Regions from separate parts of the Homo sapiens genome. Here regions 2 and 3 are each linked to region 1. Evidence: chromatin loops called from intact Hi-C (ENCODE). Cell type or tissue: heart left ventricle. All regions are shown on one strand. Region 1 overlaps LOC107986121 (a long non-coding RNA gene). Region 2 overlaps GPR156 (G protein-coupled receptor 156). Region 3 overlaps FSTL1 (follistatin like 1).

Region 1 (8,000 bases):
CATTTACCCTTCTAAACCCTTGCTCCACCCTTCTCCACTCTACACAATGCCCTTGAAGGCTGAAGGCTGACTACATGGTCTGCATCAACCAGCTTTCTTGCCCTCTGCCTCCAGCTGGGTTTGGCCAGTGGGAGGGGCTGGCAGGAGCTGGGAAGGTGGCAGAAGGATGAGGTTTGGGCATTTAGTTTCCTCCTGGCTGGGTTGCAGGTTGTTTCTCTCCTGACAGCCCCTATTTGGTGGCCCCCTCCTACAGCTGCCCCTCCTCTCTCCTGCCCTTCAGGCCCGGTGGTTCCCACTAGGAAACCCTGGGACACTTACCCCATCCCTTGGGTTTTCCCTTACCCTTCACTACACCTGGTAAATAGTTTATTTTAAATTCTCTCAATAATCCCATTTGCATGTACTATCAGTTCCCTGCCAGAATGCTGGAGTATATTCACCTTCACTGTGACAAATGCTCAGATCTTATTTTCTCCTGTCCTCAATTAAAGTACTGGAATATATTTCCTTTTGTTTTCTTCTCAAACGCAGATCACTGATTAATTGAATTAGAAGAAGATAATATTTTAAAATATGATAGTAGGAGAAATCATTTTAAAGTTTTGGAATTTATTTTATATATCTCTAGCCAAGTTATTTTCAGTCCTGGGCATGCGATATAAAAAGCTCTAAAAAAGCATGAATTTGGGACTCTATTTCAGTCCAGGAGAGACTATGGCATATACATCTTTCATTTTTTTTTTTTTTTTCTTGAGACAGAGTCTCACTCTGACACTCAGGCTGGAGTGCAGTGGCATGACCTTGGCTCACTGCAACCTCCGCCTCCTGGGTTCAAGCAATTCTCCTGCCTCAGCCTCCTGAGTAGCTGGGATTACAGGTGCATGCCACAACACCCGGTTAATTTTTGTATTTTTAGTACAGACGGGATTTTGCCATGTGGGCCAGCTGGTCTCGAATTCCTGTCCTCAAGTGATCTGCCCACCTTGGCCTCCCAAAGTGCTGGTATTACAGATGTGAGCTACCATGCCCAGCTCAATATATCTTAAAAGAAAAAGAAAAAGTTCTCCTGCTGGTTCTCAAGCAAACCACAGATATATGGTAAGGAAAAAGTGTTACAGTAGGTAGCTAGTCAGACATGAGCAGAGCAGGAGAGGGTTTCTCCTTGTTCCCCCCCCCCCCACTACACCCCCCCTTCCACCACACACACACACCAGGAATGTCAGGTGACAGGTGAGGGTCAGGCAGTTGTCAACTGTCTCTCTAAAATAATAATTGGTCACAGACAGTGCCAGGGAAAGGCAGTCCCCCTATAGATAGAAAAAACCTGAAACTGGTGACCAGCAGCTTCCCAATAAGATTTCAGGAGCTGGGTGAGTGAGCTCGAGCATGAGCATTAAGAAGCAAAATGGTGGAGTTTAACTGGTATATGACCTTCCTCTAGAAATGCAAGATTGGTAAGGAAAGAATGCCCCAAGTGAGCATGCATACAACTTCAGTAAACACATGGCGCATGTCCCCATCCCAGGTGCTAGCAGGCCATTGCGCATGTGGACAGCCCATCCCAAGGGAAGAATCGGGGAAAAGGGATAAAAGACCCCAGAAGTATGTCAACTTATAAAACCCCAAAGTCAAATTACCCACTTGTCTTGCAAGTCACCCACTTGGCTCTCTTCAAGTGTATTTCTCTTCCTTTTGTTTCTGCTCTAAAACTTTTAATATAGTTTTACTCCTGCTCTAAAACTTGCCTCAGTCTCTCCTTCTGCCTTATGTCCCTCAGTTGAATTCTTTCTTCTGAGGAGGCAAGAATTGAGGTTGCTGCAGACTCATACAGATTCGCCCCAGTAACTTGGATACTGGCCACTGGTAACATATTTTGGTGCCGTGGGACTTGGATAACTTCTGCCACTAACATACTTTGATGCTGCATGACTCAGATATGTTCCCTAGTGGTAAGAGACCCCTCTACCACACCTTCTTTGGCTGGAGGCATTCAATCCTTGTACATGGTCTTCTCCTTTTCTCTCTCCTGCTTGCTAACCAACCCCCAGAATAAGTCCTTCAGCCATAAGTGACTCTGCTCCTCTTGGCTGATTTCTCAGTTCACTCTGATGGATGGCTTCCAGGGGTGGGAAGGACTGTGGCATCTGCACCGAGTAGATCTGAGGCATGAATGGCCCTCCTGGACAGGAGGTTCACCAGAATGGTAGGGCTGAAGCCTAAAACTGTGCAATGTCTGGGGTTTCCTCTGCTTTTTCAACTAAAATTGGCTCTTTCCCAAGAACCTGCACTGCCTATTCTCTTGTTTTCTCTGTGTGTATGTTCTGAAAAGGACTTGTGCACCCTCTGGACCATCTGCCACAGGGGCAAGTCTGTCTCTTTGCTCTTACTTTGCATGCCACGTGACCTCTTAAACACACACTCCCGCAGCTCTTATGCATTTGAGAGGCAGCAAAGACATGGGCTTCCTTGTGGATATCTCCTGAGATTTATACTTGTTCTTGTTCTTACCTTACCAGCTTGGATGACTTTCAACCCTTTCAACCCTGTCTGCTGACACATTGCCGGGACAAACACTAATTGGAACTCCGGCTCTGCCAGCTCCTTATGACTTACTATATGCTTTTCCTTCCTGTTACACCCCAGGGCTGGGTTTCCTGGTGGCTTTTGCAAATAGGTGGGATGCTTAAAGGGCAGGGTAAGGCCCCATGCAGGCAGACAAACTGCTTCAAAAGCCACCCCTCTTCCTTTGCCCCATTCGTGGGCAAAGGAAGAATTTGCCCTCCTCTGCCAGTTATTAGCCCAAGCCCCAAGTCCTCCGGAGGTTACTACTTTACGTCAACAGGGCAAATAAACGTTGTCCTCTTGAATCCAAGGGCTGCTATTTTTGCAAGCATATGAAGGCTTTCCATGAGTATTCCTCTCACTTCCTCCCACTTCTTCCCGTAGACTTCATTTCTCTAATTACTTCCACATTCTTCTCAACATGAATTAGGACCTTCGGGGTCATATTCAAAAGGAGTGGGGAGGGAAGTCTAGCCCCCTTGTGGCAGTTAGCTGAAAAACAGGCTTTTGTCTGCTTAACATGGGAAATGGGAATCTGAGAAAAAAGGTCATCATTTTTATTGCTAGAATGCTCCAAGCAAGAGTCACTATAAAGTCATGGAGATAAGGGTATAGGCCAGCCCAAGGCTACAGGTGCAAGAGACAAAAGTACCCACAGGACAGAGATGAAGGGTGCTCCCAGGCTAACAGATTATCATTAGAACAGAGATGAAAGGTTAGGGATATGCAGTAAGATCAGTTATTCTGGAACCTCAAGGATGAACAGGCGATCCACTGTTCACTCCAGTATCTCCTCTGTTCTCAAGTGGGTAATTGTGATGAGATGGGACCAAGAGTACACAGTAAGGCTGGTTAATTCCGGAACCCAAAGGACAATGGGGGATGCTCCATTCAGGATAATAGGAATGTAGAGGGAATGCCTTCTTTTTTCTTTTTCCTTTTTTTCTCTCCTGTTCTCTCTTTGCAGATGGGTAATCACATTCCCATACCACAGGACATGCCCCTGGGATGCATCCCCCAAAACTAGGAAAAGTTTGATTCTACCAAATGTTAAAACAAAACAAAAAAAAACCAGTTTTCCTTTGTAATACTGTTTGGCTTAAAAATAAACTGGGAGGAAATTACAAAAGTCAGCCTTGGAACCCAGTTCCCCTGTGCAGGAGGTCCTCAGATTAGCCTCCTCAGTCTTTTATAAGTGAGAGTAGAATAAGGAGGACAGGGCTAAGAAAAAGGAGACATGTAGGACAAGAAGCAGGCTCAACTATTGGCTGCTTTACGAGTTCTCCAACCCCCTCTAGGTTGCCCTAAGAACACTCATACAGGACAAAGCCAAGGTCACCTATGGAGGCGGCAAGTAAAATTATAAATTTCCCTTTTGCTTTCAAGAGCTGCCTACTGTGTGCTAATCTCCTTCTCTAAGCAACTCCCCTCCAAATCCTGTTGGGTAATGGGGCCAATGGCACCCCCTCCAAGAGATTCACATCCCTTTGGGCAAAAATATACTTTTCAAATGGGTGCCTGCTTAATACTTACCTGAAATCTGAATTTGTTTTTCTCTCTAATAGCTATATTTCTCCTGGGAAACCTACCTAAATCTTTAACCAGCAACTTCAACCTGGATGGTCTTACCTCAGGAGTTTAGAAATAGCTCACCATTATTTGGGCAAGTCCTAGCAAAAATATAACTGAGCAATTTCTTGAGGGGGAGATAACTTCTATAGTATGTAAATAACCTCATTTGCTTCCCCGTCACAGAACTTGCACAGCAACTTTCAGTACAAATCTTAACTTTCTAACAGAAGGAATATGACTTTTGTCTAATTCAAAGGTTGTAAAGAGGTACTTTTCATAAGGAAGATGATAAAGAAAAGAGATTTCATATGAGAAAGGATCTTGCATGGTAAATTATTGTCCTAAAGTAAAATGACTGGTTCTTTAAAAAGAGGGATATTTAGGACAAGTCAGAAAGTCCAAGCCTGTCATAGATGATCTGTGTAAATTGTGAAAAATTTGTGAAAGGGAATTTATGAAAGAAATGTTCTGCAATTTTAAAGGTTTTTAGACCTACTAAATAAATGCTTTATAGACTGCCACTTTGACTTTTAACTGTACAACTTGACTATTTTAAAGCTAGGCATGGCCTGGGGACTTACAGAGTTAGCCATTCCCCCAGGTATGCTGGAAAGAGACCTTATATGCACTTCTGTCTAGTGAATCGCTTACTTATCAGGTTTTTCGCAAAAGTAAAAGTTGTGAACAGTTAGCCATGTAACATGTTCTTGAGACTACTGGAAAAGCAGTCTTACATGTAAGGTACGCAAGGAAAGTAGAATGTGCTTTTGTTAAAAGATTGTAAGAAGGTATGGGAATGTAAGTTTTGCCTAGTTTGGAGGGTTAAAGGATTGTTTTATGTTAGATAGGATAAAGCTGAAGGTTTGAGCAAGTTGTGGAAGGTTTGTGAAAAATTAATCCTATAAAAGAAATTCTATGTGTGAAAATTACCCAAAATTAAAGGACTTTTATTCAGTTTATTCATAAACACTGGAATTAAAGCACAACATAGTTTTATTAAAGTATTAATCTGCTTTTGATTAAAGTGTTATCAGTACATGTTCCAAAATTATGTGAAACTCCTATAATTCTAATGTAACATAGTATACATTATTAGGAATAATTATAATTATGTTTAATTGTTTTGTGCCTCAGGGGTAATAAATTTCTTTGTCAATTGTGTCTTTGATTGTGGCTACCCTAAGACTTTTTGTCATTAACAGATAATTGTTGTCTTGTTTTAACCCTCTTTAAAAGGTGGTTTTATAATCAGCTATAGAACTCTAACAGGTGCTCCTAAATACAGGCTTCTGATAACTTTGAAGATTGAGACATTAGAATAGAGAAAAAACTTTCAGGACTCTTATTGGAGAGCTAAAATGTTCATGAATATCAAGCAGAACAAAAGTTAACTGCATGGACTAAACTAATAGAAGATTGAAATAATCCTTTTATGACTTTTTGCTTAAAATGTTGCTAATCCTTTGTTTTCCAAAACCAAGAAAACTTTTCTTTTGAGCTATTTACAGCTTTTAATAATTGAGTACTCCTGTAAACAAAATTCGAGCATATTTGTTTCTCTCTACCTGCTTTCTTCAAAATTTGGAAACTACTTGTGAGTATTCTTAACTTATGGCAGTATAGTTATTTGCATAAGTACAATAAGAATCTGTTGTCTTTTGCAACAGAACACAACTGGAGAAGCTGGTTATTTTACGAAGGCTTTGACTGGAATGATATGCATTCCTTTAAGGAATCAAATTTGACTTATATAGCCAATAAAAGCCCCTTGTGAAAACTGGCTTCATACCTTGTCTACACAGTCCCTGTACAGGGTTCCCAACCTGTGGTCTGTAAAGAATGCCACTTTCTAACAGGCTCAGGAGCCCCAGGTTATCTTGGGACCTCAAGGGAGAGGAATTTACCAACTCATTCAGGTATTTGATGGTATAAAACTGTGGCTGGGTTTAAGCCTTAAAAAAAGTCTTGTCTGAGATTCCTTATGGAATGAAGTTCCATCAAAGCCAATTTAAACAGGAGCCTATTAGGCAAATAATTATTCTTGCTGTGCTTTATGCAAATAATCAGGCCAAGTATAAGACAACTAAAGTTTATTTTGCAAACAAATCAGTTTTATCATGATTTTTTATAAAAATGAGGACTGGAAAGAGAAAAAGTGTGTTTCAAAAATTATGATACACCTGTTATTTTTCTATTAATAGATGCTAGTCTCATCAGTTATTTTTAAGTTTTTGCCTGCATTTTAGAGTAATCCTGCTTATTCCTGTGAACCAGCCAGTGATCTCTGGCTGCAGCTCAGAAGAAACAAAAGGGATGGGTAATGTAAAAATCTGGATCAGTATTCTAATTCTGAGCACATATTGGAATCTGCTATCAACCCCATGTACCCAAGTCTTAGTAGGCATGACTATAGCCACCAGTTACCTGGGTGTGTAGGCAGCCTCAGGGTTCTTTTTTGGGGCTGTCCTCACCCCATTATTTTGTTTTAACATTCCTCTAATTCTAATAACCTGATTTGTCTCCTCTAGCCTTTAGGCCATTGAGCTCCAGATGAACCTCAGTGAGGGATAGTGTCCTCTCAATATTCAAGAGTTACCCTTCTATGGGGGACCCCCTAGACTGCCCATCAGTGAGACACAACAGAGGCAAAATCCTGCCCCTCTCTCCCTTGGACCTGGCTGGATACCAGTTTCCCCAATCCATGGAAACAGCCTCCTGCTCTGACAACTAGCAAGAGGCCAAGACTCACAGAACCACCTACAACCCCCCAACCTCTGTCAGCAGGAAGCCATTACAGAAGGCTCACCTTCATCCATTTTCTCCAAATAACTGGGGTCTTGGACTCTTGAGGGGGGAAATGCTATAGTAGGTAGCTAGTAAGACATGAGCAGAGCGGGAGAGGGCTCCCCGCCAAACCCAACTAGGAAGCTCAGGCGACCATCAGATGAGGGTCAGGTGGTTGTTAACTGTATCTCTAAAATAATAATTGGTTGCAGCCAGTGCCAGGGAAAGGCAGTCTCCCTATAGATAGAAAAAACCTGAAACTGGTGATCAGTAGCTTCCCAATAAGATCTCAGGAGTTGGGTGAGTGAGCTCGAGCATGCCATGATGGAGTTTAACTGGTATATAACCTTCCTCTAGGAATGCTAGATTGGTAAGGGAAGAATGCCCCAAGTGAGCATGCGTACAATTCCAATAAACACATTGTGCATGTTCCTCTCCCAAGTGCTAGCAGGCCATTGCACATGTGGACAGCTCACCCCAAGAGAAGAATTAAGGGAGAAGGAACACAAAACCCCCAAAGTATGCCAGCATGTAAAAACCCCAATTCAAAGGTCAAACCATGCACCATGAAAAACAAGTGTGCACTTGTGTTGCAGATTGCCCACTTGGCCCTCTTCCAAGTGTGCTTTTTTCCTTTCATTTCTTTTGTAAAGCTTTTTTATTTTATTTTATTTTATTTTTGAGACAGAGTCTCACTCTGTCACCCAAGCTGGAGTGCAGTGGCATGATCTCAGCTCACCACAACCTCCGCCTGCTTGGTTCAAGCAATTCTCCTGTCTCTACCTCCCGAGTAGCTGGAATTACAGGCACGTGCCACCAAGCCCAGCTAATTTTTGTATTTTTAGTAGAGAAGGGTTTTCACGATGTTGGCCAAGCTGGTCTCGAACTCCTGACCTCAGGTGATCCACCTGCCTTGGCCTCCCAAAGTGCTGGGATTACAGGTGTGAGCCACCTCGCCTGGCCGTAAAGCTTTTAAATAAACTTTTACTCCTGCTCTAAGACTTGCCTCAGTCTCTCCTTCTGCCTTATGCCCCTCAGTTGAATTCTTTCTTCTCAGGAGGCAAGTATTGAGGTTGCTTCAG
Region 2 (8,000 bases), 260 kb before region 1:
AAACATCAGTTCCTTGCCAATGGGGGCCTCTTTACAGGACAGCTTATAACACAACAGCTGGCCTCCCACAGAGTGGGAGTTAGTGGGACAATGAGAGAGCTCTAAGGTGGAAGCCACAGTTTTTGTGAACTAATGCCAAAAGCGACATCTCACTAAAAAGCAAGTTAGTAAGTTCACCTCATACTCAAGGAGAGAGGACTTCATAGGAGTGTGACTACAAGGAGGTGGGAATCATCGAAGAACATCTTAGAGGCTATCTACCATAGTTGTTTACAACATTACCTTATCCGTCATATCTACAGAATCTATAGTGATGTCACCTCTCCCATTCCTTATTTGGGTAATTGTATCTTATTTCTTTTTTTTCTGATCACTTTGGCTAGAGGTTGATCAGTTTTACTTATCTTCATAGCTTTTGGCTTTACTGACTTTTTTTTCCTATTGTTTTCTGTTTCCTATTTTATTTTCTAACCTGATCTTTATTATTTCCTTTCTTCTACTTACTTTGGGTCTCATTTGCTCTTTTTTTCTGTTTGTAAGGTGGAAGATGAGGTCATGGATTTGAGACATTTCTTCTTTTCTAATATGGGGTTTAGTTCTCTAGATTTCCCCCTAATACTGCTTTAGTGGCATCCAACAAATCTAGGTTGTATTTTCATTTTAATTCTGGTCAATATTTTCTAGTTTTCCTTTTGATTTCTTTTTTGACCATGGATTAAAGTGTTCTATGTAGTTTCTAAATATTTCAGGATTTTCCAGAGATCTTTCTGTTATTGATTTCCATTTTAATTTCATTGTCAGAAAACATAGTTTATATGACTTGAATCCTTTAATTTTTTTTTTTTTTGAGACAGAGTCTTGCTCTGTTACCCAGGCTGGAGTGCAGTGGCATGATCTCAGCTCACTGCAACCTCTGCCTCCCGGGTTCTCCTGCCTCAGCCTCCCAAGTAGCTGGGACTACAGGTGCATGCCACCACACCCATCTAATTTTTGTATTTTTAGTAGAGATGGGTTTTCACCATGTTGGCCAGGCTGGTCTCAAACTGCTGACCTCTGGTGATCTATCCGCCTCAGCTTCCCAAAGTGCTGGGATCACAGGCATGAGCCACTGCACCCGGCTTGAACCCTTTTAAATTTAATGAGACTTTTTCTATGGCCCAGAATATGATATATCTTGGTAAATGTTCCATGTGTACTTCAAAAGAATATGTATTCTGCTGTTGTTGGGTGAAAGGTAATATAAATGTCAATTGGGTCAAGTTGGTTGATAGTGTTCAAGTTTTCTTTATCTTTACTGGTTTTTGAAATTTTTATAAAAATTCAATATCTGCAACTGGATTTAAACATTTTTGTATTATTTTTATTGTGTTAAAATATTTTTCTTCCTCTCCTTTCTTGCATATACACACACATGAATACTCACACACACAGTCCCAAATTTAGAGACCACAGAATTGTAACGAAATAAAGCATCTGATTGTGATGCTGCATCTTTTAACAAATGTATTGTTCAATAAAACACTTTTGAAACTGGGTTATTTTATCTTTCCTTGTCTGACCTTGTAAGCCACTTAATTGTAAAATGTGTTTTTATTCACAATACCTCTTAATATTTTATTCTTTATGCCAAGTCATGCTCCCACTGCAAACAAAACAGGCAGCAAAATATTTAATAGAGTGAAAGAAATATAAGGGTTTCTAGTATAATGCTGTTTACAGGTGTTCCTGTTTTAACAGGATATATAAATACTTGATAAACCTTGTATTCTGCAAAATTATATGTAAAAATAATAGACTGTGGGGAAAATAGGATGGGGTCATAACACTCAAAACAGTTAACTTTGTAACAAGAGTATTAATAAAATATTAATTATTCCAACTAAAACACTACCACCCAGTAAATGTCCACTAGCATTTGTACCCAGGATCAAAGTCAACTTCTACAGTCTTAAATCTCAAGACACAGGTCCTCAGGGGCATTCATCTCCAGTAGATAACATTGTCAAAAAATTAAAAATCTGCTCTGGATCTGTGCTTTCTTTAACAATCAACTGAAGTTTTTAAACATAAGGCAAATGTCTTCTCCACTTCTTCATCTACTCCTACAGCCTCATCTTGTAGGGAAGACACAAGTTCTTAAGCCATTAAGCCAGACACTACTTGCACCAAGGGAAGGAACTGCCAAGCTTAAAGCTTCCTTTACTAGCTGTGAGAAAGCTTGCCCCTGAATGTTTAAATTATTGATTTGCTGGGGGAAAAGTAACATATGAATCAATGACATAATTTTCTTATTACCAACTGGGTAATACCAATTGAGTATTACTTTGCATTATAGAAACATGTTACAGCTGAAAAGACTGTACTCCATAGTTCTCTAACCTTGAAATGCATGATTTTCCCAGTCACTTTGTTGGCAGCAGCCACCGTTGGGATTTAAATCTCTTTCCTCCCAGGATCACTGGATGCATATTTACTGAGCACCTATTATATCCCAGAGTCTGTTCTAAATGCTGGAGACACAGTGGTGGGCACAAGAGGACAGGCAAAGTCCCTGTGTTCACAGAATTCCATTCTGGTAGGGGATACAGACAATCAACAGGTAAATCAACAAATATGGTAATAGCAGACTATGCTTGCTATAAGGAACATAAAACAGGCTGATAGGATATGGAATGAGATGAGGGGGTGATCATGGGTAGGGATACTACTTTAGATAGGATGATCAGGGAAGGTGTCTCTGAAGAGGTGACACTGGAGCCAAGACCTATAAGATGAGAAGGAACTAGTCATGGGAATATCTGAGGAGGACTTCCAGGCAGAGGGAACAGTACAGGAACAGTAAGTACAAAAGCCTTGAGATGGGAGTCAGCGTAGTGTGCTTGAGGAACAGAATGAAAAGTGGCTGAGGCAGTCTCTGGGGTATACTCTAGTTGGAGTGCCACGTATCACCACCATGCTGAGGCTGACCCAACAACCAATCACTGCTGCTTAACAATTCCACGTCCTCCATGCCTAACATGGCAAAACAGCATCCCAAAATGCAACTGACCAATTCTCATCTGAGTGTCAAATCCACAGGCAATGGAGCACGACATGCTTGGTCACCACACAGGGTAAGGCTGGAGTGGGGCTGGACGAGTTTGGCTGGTTTGAGGAAGTTGTTAATTTCTGATTGTGGGCTCCATCTAGAAGTCAGCTGTGGGCTAAGGAGAGGGCTGGAGCAGGGCTTCTCATGAGGCACCCTGGGACGGCTGTGGTAGGATGAGGGTACAGTGTGGGGGTGGGAGAGATGGGATGGGCCCTGAGGAAGGATGAAATTGCATCCAAGGCAAGGTGCTATAAGTCCCTTCAGAAAAAAGTCACCATTTTGCTTCTTTTGCGAATCCTGGGAGCCATACTTACCCTGATAAGCTGATGACTTTCTAGTCAGCCAGAATTATCTAGCAAATAGCCAGGTAGCAGTGCTTCACTGCTTTTGCAGAAACCCTAACTCACCCAGACTGGTTCTGCTGTGCTGTCCTCAAGTTTTTGTGTTGTTTTGGAATCCTCTACATGGTCTTCATTTTAAATACAGATACCTCATCTTCTCAGAAGGATTGTACCTCCATTATAGAGAGAGACTCTTCATTCTCTTCTTTGGATACCCTTGCAGTAGTTAGCACAATACCGACCTAGATCTTTCCCCTTCTCAACAGGTAGACTATTTCAGAGGGAATGTCTCATGTGGTTTAATCCTGTAGTGGGAGACCAGATAGTGGCTTGTGCTGCCAAAAGATACTAACATTTGGGATTTCATGATTGAGCTATGTGTGATGAGAAACTGGGCTGCTTACCTGTTCTTCCTGCAGTGAATTGTAAAGGCAAGAAAGAAAAGTATCAGCAGAAGTCCACAGCTGAGAAAAGTCCAAACAATACCCAAGAGGACAGGAGATAATGAAGAGATGGTCTTACTGCTGTGGTGGGAAGATGTCTGAGGACAGAATAAGGAGGAGCTGTTAGGAATGAAGGATCTTCTATAGGTCAAAAACAAACTGCCCCATCGTCACCAAGTGCTGGGAAATATGTATCCTGCATGAGCAGTTTCTCCTCCCACTCCTCCCCTTCCTCATCCCCCTTTCCCTCCACCTCCTCCTCCCCAACACCACCACCACCACATACATCTGAGCAGCCCTGGCATCCTGTGGCTGCTCACTTACAATTGTTGTCTTGCAGAGATCATGAAGGGGTCTCCGATCCAGCTCCTGGCCAGGAAAACTGTCACACAATTCAGAGCAGTTTATTTCAGGCTCCATGTCACCACATGCCCCTGTTGGTGTGTGCTTATTCACAGTCTTGGTTACCCACTGGTAGGGATGTAGATCTTTGACTAAGACACAAGAGCAACTCAAATCTTTTCTTCAGAGGCCCCATTTTGGAGCTGGCTGCAGGCTCAGAATCCAGAGTGAACAACCCATTCAGGTAGAAGCAAAGGGTTATTTCGCTAGGCTCCTTCATCAGACATCCTTCAACTGGTGACCCTCCAAAGTCAGACATCCTTCAACTGGTCCCCTGCTGCGAGTGCATGCCATGTGAGTCAAGAGTGGACATCTTAGTAACCATCAGGCTACACAAGGTGATGATTCTGGTTAACCACCAGATGGCAGTCACTGTTCGAGTACCCTCACTCTGGTTCCTGAAGAAAGGAAAGCAATTAAACCTGTTAAACAAAGGCATGTATACACACACACACACACACACACACACACACACACACACACACACACGTAAATGGTTTATTAGAGAGGTTTTAAAATATCATCTATTTTAATTATATAGTTATATTTTATTATACACTTTATTATATATATTACAAAGGTATCAAATATCATATATTTAAATCAACATATTTTAAGCCATTATAGTAAATAATATTTTTAAAACAAAGATAAAGCATATCTAACATTTTCTGCAGTTTCTTTTCAGATCCTGTTTATGGCCCAGTACTGTAAAGACCTTAGCTTAGACTTGTGAGCCACATTTTTCTTTTTTCCATACTGGGAAACCCAGTGCCCTCCCAAGATCTTTCTAGGCAGCTCATGGCTTAAGTTCTGTCTGATCCTGGATGGTGCTGGGCTCAGGTGCCCCATGCTGTCTCCACACATGATCTGTCGGTCACTCTAGCTCTTGTTCTCTCTAGCTCTTGTTCTCTATGTCCAGTCGGCTGGGGTCAAAGAAAGGTACCCAAGCTGCCTGCAAGAGTCTTTGTGTGTTTGTATTTAAACTGTGAGACTAACAGGCGTGAGATAGACTACTCAGGCAATAGGGAAAGAAACTGGGGAGCTCTAGGAACTCCTGCAGAGTGAGTGGCTGGCCAGAGGATGGTGTTATTTCTCTCAGAAGATCCTTGCAATATGAATAATGTGATCTAAAGAGAAGCTCAGCCTTGTGGAACAAAGACAGAAAGGCAAAAAGGCTCAAATTAGCACCAGTAGAAAAGATAGCCATATCCCTAATTCTTTAAAACAATCAATCCCTTAATAGAGAAAATAGATTTGAAATTTTACCAGTGGTAATCTAAAAGAGGCTGCCACTTCTGCTTTGTATTTTTTAAACAGCTTAGCACAGTTTTCTTTGATTGTGGAGGAAAATTGGACAAGGCAAAAATATCCATTACTATTATCTCAATAGCCACTGAACACAGGGCCCATGTTTAAGCCAGAACAACAGTGACAGGTGGAGAGTGCCATCTTTGGAGTCTGTGTGCTTAGGCACAAATAATATAGCACCAGGTGCTGACCATTCATTGGCCTCTCATATGTTCCTGAATTATTTACCAGGTTTATTACAATGAAATCCCAAGAGAACTAAAAGCCACTATCTCCCATCAAGGCATTTAAATTATTGCATATTCTAGTCAGATTATTGAATGCAAAATTAAGAAGCAAATATAAAAACCTATTTGCATTCTAATTTAGTTGAGATTTTAATTGCTAGAAAGATATTTTTTCTTTTCTTTTTTTTTAAAGTTAGAGATTTCCTATTGTGCCTTCTAGCACAGAACCATACTGCAACCACAGGGAGGATTATTACAACATGATGGATTAGAAGAAAATGTATTTTTCCTATATTGCCCTTTTAATCATAGTGGCAAATAAGTACACTTATATTTGAACCATTATTCATTCAATGTTTATATATTATTATATCATTTGGAAGAAGTGTATATGTATATGTATGGGTGTATATATACATAAAACCTCATTTTGTCCTCACTACAGTGTTTTGTGATGTAAACACCATTCCTCATTTTCAAATAAGTAAACTGAAAAGCAGAGAAGAAGAAAACCCTGCTCCAAATCTGCAGAGGCAAGAATCCCAGGAGTTTACATTCCAAGGTCAATGTCATCCCAGTATACACTCCACATGGTGCAGACACTCTGGACTAACTTCTTCCAAGAAGATACCAAGGGGCCTCTTGGGTTTCTTCAGCTTTAGTTCCCAGAGGTGCACTTCTGTGGGCTCCCTAGAGCTTGGCATGCCATAGTGCCTCTTTACCAGTAGTTCTCAACTATGCAATTTTGCACCTTTAGGGGACATTTGGCAATTCTGGAGACATCTGTGGTTGTCAAAATTAAGAGAAGGATGCTATTCACATCTAGTAGGTAGATGCCAAGGATGCTGCTAAACATACTATAATTCACAGGATGGTCTGAACAACAAAGAATTATCTGGCCCCAAATGTCAACAGTGCTAAGGTTAAGAAACCCTGGTCAACACTGTGCACCCCAGGTGGGCTGACAATCTTAAACTTAAATTATCTTTGAGGGATTCTGTAAATATGATGGGGTTGTCCATCTGAGCCTAAAGTCCTGGGGGATGCAACTCTGACTTGGAATAAATTTCTGAGCACATTCTAGAGGTACCCTTGGATAAGCTAAACTCACTGGCTTGGAACCCTGAATGCTAGGCCCCTCTTCAGTCCATGGATATCCAGTGTAGAAACTTTATATACCGTGATATTGGGCTCCTACATGGGACAGGCATTAAACTGCAAACTTGGCACACATTCAGAGAGATTCACACAAGAGGAGCTGATGAAACAATGAAGGGCTCAATCATTGAAAGGAAAGAGTTGAATGGTTTCAAAAAGTGTTTAGTGATTGGGAAAGTGGGTGGGGAGTTATCAGAGAGGGTAATGGTAAGACTTCTGACCACAAGATATATACAGAATCGAAGGCACAAAGGGAAGGGTCTTCCAGGCCCCTCCAAAAGCTACCTTCCCCCTGTACCCTCACAACTAAGTCTCTAGGGAGAAACTGTTTATGTCATAGACAGTAGTAGACCCAAGGCCATGTGTGGTAGTGTTTGCAATTTATTTGACAGAGATTACAGAATCCTTCCCAGTGATTAGGATCAGGAAAACAGACACTATCCCCAAGCAAGATGGTCATTTGCAAGTTCACCCCTCTGTACAGGCCCATATCTTTCTCACAAAATCTCTATTCTTCTATACGTAATTTATGACCAGTCATACAAATACTGTCTTTTAACAAGTTGTTTTGGTTGTTTTGCAGTTGGTAGAACTTCTGCTTCTGTCTGTGAAGAATTAACTGCTGTGCAAATTGCTTTTTTCTGTGAACAAGTTGAAAACCAGACAAAACACATGAAAGAATCATTTTCAGGCATTGTACAACAGATGCCACACAACTGGGCTTCCTAAGAGATACTGCCTGGAGGTCATTTCCAGGTCACAGCACGTGGAGGGAAAACCAATCAGAACCTAGAATTCTACCTGAGGTAAGGGGGAATGGATTGGAATTTAAGGATGTTGAGGTGGTTAGAATTTGTGGGACAGAGTAATGAAGAAGAGGGAGATACAGAGAGTGGGGAGAGCACTTTGGAAATCTGCAGAGGATCCCCCCCAGTCTTCTCCTAAGTATGATTTGGATATGAGCTGGAAGAAACTACTTGGAGTTGAAGAAAAAAACACTGATAGGCAATAGCTGAGTAATTCCTGGAGC
Region 3 (8,000 bases), 69 kb before region 1:
AGAGCATACATTTACTTACAAAAAACAGCCAGGCACGGTGGCTCATGCCTATAATCCCAGCACATTGGGAGGTTGAGTCAGGGAGCTCACATGAGGTCAGGAGTTCAAGACCAGCCTGGCCAACATGGTGAAACCCCATCTCTACCAAAAATACAAAAATTAGCCGGGCGTGGTTGCAGGCACCTGTAATCCCAGCTACTTGGGAGGCTGAGGCACGAGAATTGCTTTAATCCAGGAGGCAGAGGTTGCAGTGAGCCGAGATCCTGCCACTACACTCCAGTCTGGGCGACAGAGCGAGACTCTGTCTCAAAACAAAAACAAACAAACAAAAAACAGTGATATATCTTTTCTGATCATATACATCTGCAGTGTTCACTCACAGTATTTTCTCATGAAGCACTTAACAGAAATTCTTCACTCAATTGCCTCATCTGCATTTGCTTAACCCACTAAAATTAACAGAGTTTCCCACGTGCATCACCACCTCCCTTCTTCCAGTCTTCCTCATCACTATTTTCCTCCTCCTTATTTGTTCTACCCACTTCTAGGACAAGAACCATTTGGGGACAGTTCATTACATGCTTTGAACACTCTTAGGCTTACAATTCCTAACTTTTGTCTCTTTCTCAGAGACTGTCATGACTTTCTGAATATGGCTACTGTCACATCTGAGCCCACAGACTGGCAGTCTAGAGCCTCAGCTATCTATCTGAGCCCCAAATACATGCACACACTTCAGCCTAGGCAGAGAAAAGACTTTTTCCTGGAGTCAGAGTCAAACAACAAATCACTGGAGAATGAGGAAGTCTTTACATTCCAGGCCACTGTAACATGAGTAATTTCAGTCACTACACGACAATGCCATTTACACTGGGCAAAATAATTATAGCATTACCTGGAAAATAACCCAATCAACCAACGGAAACACAGCCACTGGGGAGGAACCCAGCTTGCTCTCTAATCCACACAGCAATTCCATGGAGCAACTTAAACAGGAAATGAAGAGACTTCTATTTGATCAAATGTGTATGGGGAATTTGGAGGAAAAACGCAATTACCTAAGCTGTAAAATGACCAACATAGTGGGGTAGTCATCCTCAAGCGCTGGTTGTTTTTACAGGATTTCATATCCCTATCACAGTTTATTTTTGTAAAAAAAAAAAAGTATCTAAAATAGGACACGTAATAAACAAAAACAACCCCAACATGGTTTCTTATTATCTAGCTTATATATGTTCCTTTGTAGAAAATGAAAAAACACAAAGACTCTTCTCCAATTGTATCTGTAAGAGGAAGCGGTTAACTTTGTAACTATCCTTTAAAACAACATGGTCCACAAGTAGCTTGGGGAGTTTTATTAAGAAATAAGTCTGCAGTGAGTACTGAAATTATTATACCCAACATTTAGCCAAGACTTGAATGTCTGGCCTCTACTCAAAACATTTCCCAGTCCCATTCTCCCTTCTAGTTTCATCTCCCAAGAAAGGAGATTGAGAAACCCAAAATGGACTCACACCTGAAGTGTGTTCCTACTGGGAACTGGGGTTTTCTTTGATCACTATCAAGCCCTTGGTGCCACACAGAAAATTACCCTTCTGTGGAACAGGAGGCAGACACCAATTAATGCATAAAGTGAATGTCTTTCTCCTTAAAATAAATAGCTAAACCAGAAAATCTGCATCTCTGCATGTGGCTGTCAGCAAGACCAAGGCCACATAGGATAAGAAAGGAAAGAAAATAGAAAATGTCAAGGAGGGAAAACTAGAGGAAGGGGAACAAAGCACAAACAGACACATTCCTGAAAGACTGCTGGGACTCTAGGGAGAAGCCAGGTGAATTTCCTGCTTCTGATATAGGACTCAGCCTGTCCCTGTAGCACCATAATTATAGCACATAGTGCAAAACCAGGGATGGTGGTGCCCTGGGAGAAGCGAAGCTGCGTGCTCCGAGTATTTGTGAATGACTGGCAAGCATACATCTGCCTCCATCCCAAAGCAAGTTTTGTGAGCTCGGCTGGGCCACCAAGAAGCCATGCTGGGCCCTCCTGGTAGGGACCCTGACAGTAAAGGGAACTCAGTATGTCTGAGTCTTTGCTCAGGGTGAGCATCTGTATTTCTGTTTCAATAGTGTTTAGCCTCTCTGATAGAAATTCCACTGTATCAATTTCACACTACAGTTTAGGTGAGCCAGGTATATGTGTGAAGGGGATCAGAAATTTCTCGGACCATCTTTGAGGTCCCGTCCATTTTCTTTTTCTCTGTCACAAATGTTATGCCACAAACTACAAACTTGGGCCCTCTCAATAGCTAAAAATACATGTAATTAGCCCAACCCTTACAGAAGCTAATAGGATATGTTGGCTGTGGGATTAGGGAGGGAAAACCTATGTCTTATTTTTGGAATATGGTAGGGAATGAGTGAATGAATGACATGCACTTATTAAATTCATTAACAGGCAAACTTCACACCATAAAAATAAGCACTGGTTTATGTGCCTAGGCTTAGAAAGAAATCAGGGCAGTATAACATAAGTCAAACACTAAACTAAATTAAAACAAAACAAATTCCACAGGAATTTTTGTGAGAAAAGTCTCACTATTAGAGCTATAGGGAGATGGCCATGTTCTCCTAGTGGTGAAATTTAAGTCAGTGTCTATTTGTGTGTGTGTGTGCATGTCTCCTTGTGTATTCTGTATGTACACAGACACATATCCATGCACACACACACACACACATATAGTCTACCCTGGGGCACAGCAAAATTTAATTCAATTCTAACCTGTACTGTACCCTTACTAGAAAAGCCACCTCCAATATTGAGCTGGCTGGCTCCCCAGTCAGGATCAATAGCACGATTTAGCACATTGGGATTTTCTAGTGAGATTCGGGAACTGGAGTACAGGCAAGGTACCAAGCATTTCAGCAGGACTAAAACATCTGCATTGGCCTCTGTTTCCTTACTGTGTTCACCCTAACAAGTCACTTGATTTAACCATTGGGTCAAAGCCAAAGACCAGTGCCCATGGGCTGTAGTAAGAGCCTGATCTGACCAGAGATCAGGGCCAGGGGAGCAGGGCAGGCAATTCATTAATACTTGTTCAGGAGCCCCTGGATCCTGATCATGGGCCAGGCAACATGATGAGAAAGTAATAAGAAGGATTCCAGAAAACAAAATTAGGGTCCACGCAATAGTTTCAGACAACTATTTCTGTAAGCCATTTGCAATACTGCATCATTATTTTTAAAAGAAAATGTGAACATTTACAGAAGCGAGAAAAAGTTTTGTTTGCTTTTGTTTTTCAAGTAAGTTCAATAAATCCCAAACTGCACACTCTGAATTAGGGGTTGTCTTCCCTTTTTCCCCCCAAAATTTCTTGATCGACTACAAGGAGACCCAGGATTCTTCATTTCTTCCCCAGTGTTGTTGAGCGGTTGGCTTCTGAAGTGGAAAATCAAGTGATTCCTTTCTGTAGAGTAAACAGCATTTGGGATTCCTGGGCATGAAGACTGTTCAGGTGCCACATGCCGTACTGTTTATATTCCACTCACTACATGGCGAGAGAAAGTAAAGGACACAAGATGCCTCCTGTTTTTATTCACTCTGTTTTCTCATTCTTGAGCCAGCCTATCTTTCAAACTGTTCTTCACTAGGCTGTAAATCACCATAAGAGTTAATCAAATATCCCAATTCCATTAAGTAGAATATTTTGACAGTCTAGCCTAGAATATCCGCCTCCTTTTATATGAATAGGACTTCAAAGCTGCATTTTAGAGCCCACCTACTCTAACCCCCATATTTGGCAGATGAGGAGTCAGGTGGCTGCTCATTACCTGGGGTGCCACTGTCTGTCCTGAGTTATTCATCCCAGCCCATCTCTGGCCAGTAAATGGAGGTTCGTTTGAAGCCAGCTCACACCAGGGATGTCTGTAAACTCAGCCACAGTTTCAGTCAGCACTGCTGCTATCTTCACTCTGAACCTTTCAAGGCAGCTGAATCCTGACAGTCTCATAAATTCACTCACCTGTTTCCTATGTGTGCGACTCGTTGCCAGTCCCCCGGGACAGTTTAAGCCTAACTAAGAAAACTGGGGAAACGAGTGAGGACAGACAACCAAAGTAAGAGCTACAGAACCATGCAGATTGTGCTAAAAAGGCACAGAGCCAAGCAGACAGTGTCTAGACTTTAACTGGCCTCTCCCAGCGGAGAGGCGTGCAGGGAGGAGGCGAGAGCAAGGCCGGAAAGCCTGCTCGGGTTTTGCTCAGCTAATGCAAACACATGACACAACCTCTGACAGGCTCCAGGCTGGGGGTTTACTCTAAGACATTTCTTCCCAGGGGCTGGAATTCAGCTGGAGGCTGAGGAAATTCTGCTAATCCAGCAATCAGAAGGAAGCTGGGAATACTTGTTTTAATTCCTGGGGAATCACAGTTCCCAAACTAGACTGACTTGTGCAACAGCCCAAAGTAGCACACTGTGGGTACAAGAAACCAGATATTTAAGATTTCCATGTCTATCATCTCTGCTTATCTATGAGGAAAATCCACAAAAACACAGAACTGGCTTTTGATGGAGGCCTAGTACAAAAACTTTGCAAGAGTCTAAATGAAATCAACTTATAAGATGCACAAATGTAGAAATGACTGCCATAGTCTAATAAACATCACATGACTCAGAGATAACGTTGGGTTTGGGGAGCTTTGCACATCAGTTAGAAAAAAATGTGCTCCTTCCTGTGGGTGGGCAGACAAGCCCTGTGCCACACACAGGTACATGACACACTTGTGCAGTGAACAGTCTGTACAACCCTACCTAGCAACTCTGCTGGCGTTTTAGAGCTGTCTTGCCATTTGGCCTTATTTAATGCGGAACAGTTGTGAATACATCTGAAGAACAAAGAAATTGCCTTAAAACATCCCCCAAGGCTGGGCACTGTGGCTCACGACTGTAATGCTAGCACTTTGGGAGGCTGAGGAGGGAGGATCGCCTAAGCCCAGGAGTTAGAGACCAGCATGGGCAACAAGGTGAAACCCTGTCTCCACTAAAAACACAAAAATTAGCTGGGCCTGATGGCACATGCCTGTAGTCCCAGCTACTCTGGAGGCTGAGGTGGAAGGATTGCTTAAGCCAGGATGTAGAGGCTGCAGTGAGCTAAGATTGTGTCACTGCTCTCCAGCCCGGGCAACAGAGCAAGATCCTGTGTCAAAAAACAAAACAAAACAACTGGTACAAAAAAAAACCCCCAAAACTCCTAAGTCACTGATCATTAGGCTGCAAATGCTCCACTGTAAAAACTGCATTCCAATGTGACTCAGAAGTAAATGGACCTAATTCCAAATGGAGGTCATGCCTGCCATGTCTATGTGGCCAGAATGGCCAAGTCTGAAGTGTCATTCCAGGCACATAGCCATATAACAACTGATGTTACCTGGAAAGTTAAACGGCTGGGTCTCTACAATGCTGAGTGGATGTTACCTAGCAGAAGTGTCTTTGGTTTTCAAACTTCCACAAGACACAGTGACTATCAGTCATTTTTCAGAGCTCAGCTGGTGGGTCACTTCCTCCTGGAAGCGCTCCTGAGCCCTTCGTGCTGGGTTAGGTTTTCAGCCCTGTCCCAATACTTCTCACATTGCATCACTTTGAGCCTGTGTTCCTGTCTGCCTCCCCTCCGGACTGCAAGCTCTTTGGGCACAAGGTCTCTTATCCACCAGCACTAACTCAGTGCCTAACAGAGAACAGATTTGCAATACCTTTTGTTTTCCTCTTTTGAGTTGACTTTGAAAAATTTTACTTTGTCCCAGATGAGTGATGCAAAATAGTGTATTGAGACTTTGTGCAGTTTTATCTCTGCATCTAATGTGAACGTGGTGGTTCGTGAATGTTTGGCAGCTCCTACTGCAGCCCAGACACTTCAGGATGACCTCTCTGTAATGGTGAGAGAAGGAAAATAGAGGAGAAAGATGAAGGGAAGAGCAAAGAGCAACATAAGGAGTGGTACAGAGAGCTGGCTCCAGGGCCAGGAAGGGGTGGGCATGTGAGGCTGGCATCGGCCTGGCTGCAGACACAGCAGCCCCTCCCTAGTGGGACTGCAGGTCTGTGTGCAAAGTACCAGAAGCTGTGGCCTTGGCTCCCAAAGGGACAAATTCCAGCTTGCTCCAGGAATACTTCTTACCCTGTCTTTGAGAGTAATTGGCACTTATTTTTGAAATAATGAAAGCAAAGGATCCTATTCCTTTGCATTATCACATTTTCCACACCAACAATTTGAAATTTATTGCCTGGTAACAGGCCATGCTATGAAGACCACAGCAAAATGGAAATGACCACCCAAGATATCTGTTTGCCACCTTCATACATACCTCTTTTTTTGCCTTTTCTTTCTGTTTTCTTCCCAGTTATTTCCATTCACTCACTCTACCTTTAGGGAGAACCTATGCTGGCTTCCCATCCTACTGCCTCTGCACAGGAGATGCTCCATGAGTACTTCAATCTCTTCCTGGAGGAATGATAGAACTGTGGCTTCACAGAAGAAACACTACATAGAAGTTTAAGGGCAAGATTAGCTCAGTAGAAGCAAGGGTTCTGATATAAATTCTGGGCCTTAAAGCATCCACTGAAGTAAATATCCTAGTTTTCTCTTTAAAAAAGAAGGTGATAATTAAATCTCTGGAGAGAGAAAAAGAAGCAAGGAGACTTCTGTATGCCATGAACACACATATACACGTGCGTGAATGTGTGTGCAAACACACGTGTGTACACACATGTACACACACACACACGCACCCATGGCTTTTGGAGTTCGTCCCCTAGAGATGCCCTGAAGATGATAATACCAACTAACACTGCACACTGTGTGCCAAAACACTCTGCTTTACATGTAAGAGCTTATTTAATTCTCACAACCAACCTATGGGGTAGATACTCTGGATTAAGCCCGTTTTAGAGATGGGGAAACAGGCTCAGAGAGGTTTTAAGTAGTTTTCCCAAGATCACATGGCTAGTAAGGGCAGTGCTAGGATTTAATCTAGCTTCCAGGTCTGAGCGCTAAGCCATTATGTTATACTTCCTCTCGAGGAAAAATCAGTAATCAGAGTAACAACCTGAGCCAGCACAAAGGCTGTGCAAATAAAGACCATGCCTAGTGGATGTTTACTTGTATACTGAGGATTCTCCTGGTGAAATCATTACAGAGTCAAAAACATAAGCGACCCTTCATCTCTTGCAGGTATTTGTTTTTGGTGTTGACTATACACCATGAGTAGAGGAGACCTTTTCCAAGATCTAATCGAGTAGACAGGTAGAGACACAGGAATGATTCCCATTCTACTGGTAAGGAAAGTGACTTCGGGGAGGTTAAGTAACTTGCACAAGGCCTCACAGCTGGACAAGGCCAGAATTCAAACTCAGTCCACTGCCCCAAAGCCCTCGCTCTTAACTGAAGATACAAGTTAGAGACATTATGTGACTTTAAAAAGGTGCCCAGAAAAGGGCACAGCAGGACTTCTAAGTTGGACTCTTTCATTGTTCTACAGCGTTGCTCTTAATAACAAAATGGGTTTGTTACAGAGTCTATGAAAAAGACAGAGTTAGGCCTGGCATCGTGGCTCACGCCTCTAATCCCAGCACTTTGGGAGGCTGAGGCGGGTGGATCACTTGAGGGTGGGAGTTCCAGACCAGCCTGGCCAACTAGGTGAAACCCCATCTCTACTAAAAACACAAAAATTAGCCGGGTGTGGTGGCAGGCGCTTGTAATCCCAGCTACTCAGGAGGCTGAGGCAGGAGAATCACTTGAACCCAGGAGGCAGAGGAGGTTGCAGTGAGCCGAGATCGCACCACTGTGCTCCAGCCTGGGTGACAGAGCGGACTCCATCTCAAAAAAGAAAAAAAAAAAAAAAAAAAAAAGCAGACTTGGAGACACCCAGAAATGAGAACAAGAAAAGACAAAGAAAAATGGGAAGAGAAAAACAGCAGACCCCCAGAACGGTCACAAGGTAAGATAAAG

What was found. Hi-C counts contacts between places; a loop is a spot of excess contacts. Peaks named below come from ENCODE experiments on the same cell type or tissue, not always from the same donor. Only the 100,000 strongest peaks of a DNase experiment are listed, where the experiment ranks them.
Region 2: a loop joins it to region 1, with 4 times the contacts of the local background. A loop is called at or near these places in 17 of 110 quality-filtered maps.
Region 3: it touches region 1 in a loop (2.0-fold over the local background); 20 of 110 quality-filtered maps call a loop at or near these places.

What each region holds. Positions count from the first base shown.
Region 1 is chr3:120,504,336-120,512,335 of GRCh38, forward strand. LOC107986121 (a long non-coding RNA gene) reads left to right here. Exons shown (of 3, transcript XR_001740868.2): 3 at 6,663-7,017. Among named protein-coding and RNA genes, the nearest start is that of FSTL1, 57 kb to the left of the region's middle. In heart left ventricle, a CTCF peak has its summit at 3,061 (motif pointing left); no DNase peak of the experiment used is centred here; H3K27ac peaks cover 560 bases.
Region 2 is chr3:120,239,807-120,247,806 of GRCh38, forward strand. It overlaps GPR156 (G protein-coupled receptor 156), which reads right to left. Exons shown (of 10, transcript NM_153002.3): 2 at 4,197-4,672; 3 at 3,834-3,970. The coding sequence starts at 4,292. Among named protein-coding and RNA genes, the nearest start is that of GPR156, 41 kb to the right of the region's middle. RefSeq lists an enhancer at 2,906-4,105. In heart left ventricle, a CTCF peak has its summit at 4,608 (motif pointing right); no DNase peak of the experiment used is centred here; H3K27me3 peaks cover 793 bases.
Region 3 is chr3:120,434,911-120,442,910 of GRCh38, forward strand. The region is part of intron 2 of FSTL1 (follistatin like 1); the gene reads right to left. LOC124900546 (a long non-coding RNA gene) reads right to left here. Exons shown (of 2, transcript XR_007096030.1): 1 at 1-8,000. Among named protein-coding and RNA genes, the nearest start is that of FSTL1, 12 kb to the right of the region's middle. In heart left ventricle, no CTCF peak of the experiment used is centred here; a DNase peak (open chromatin) is centred at 4,231; H3K27ac peaks cover 5,739 bases.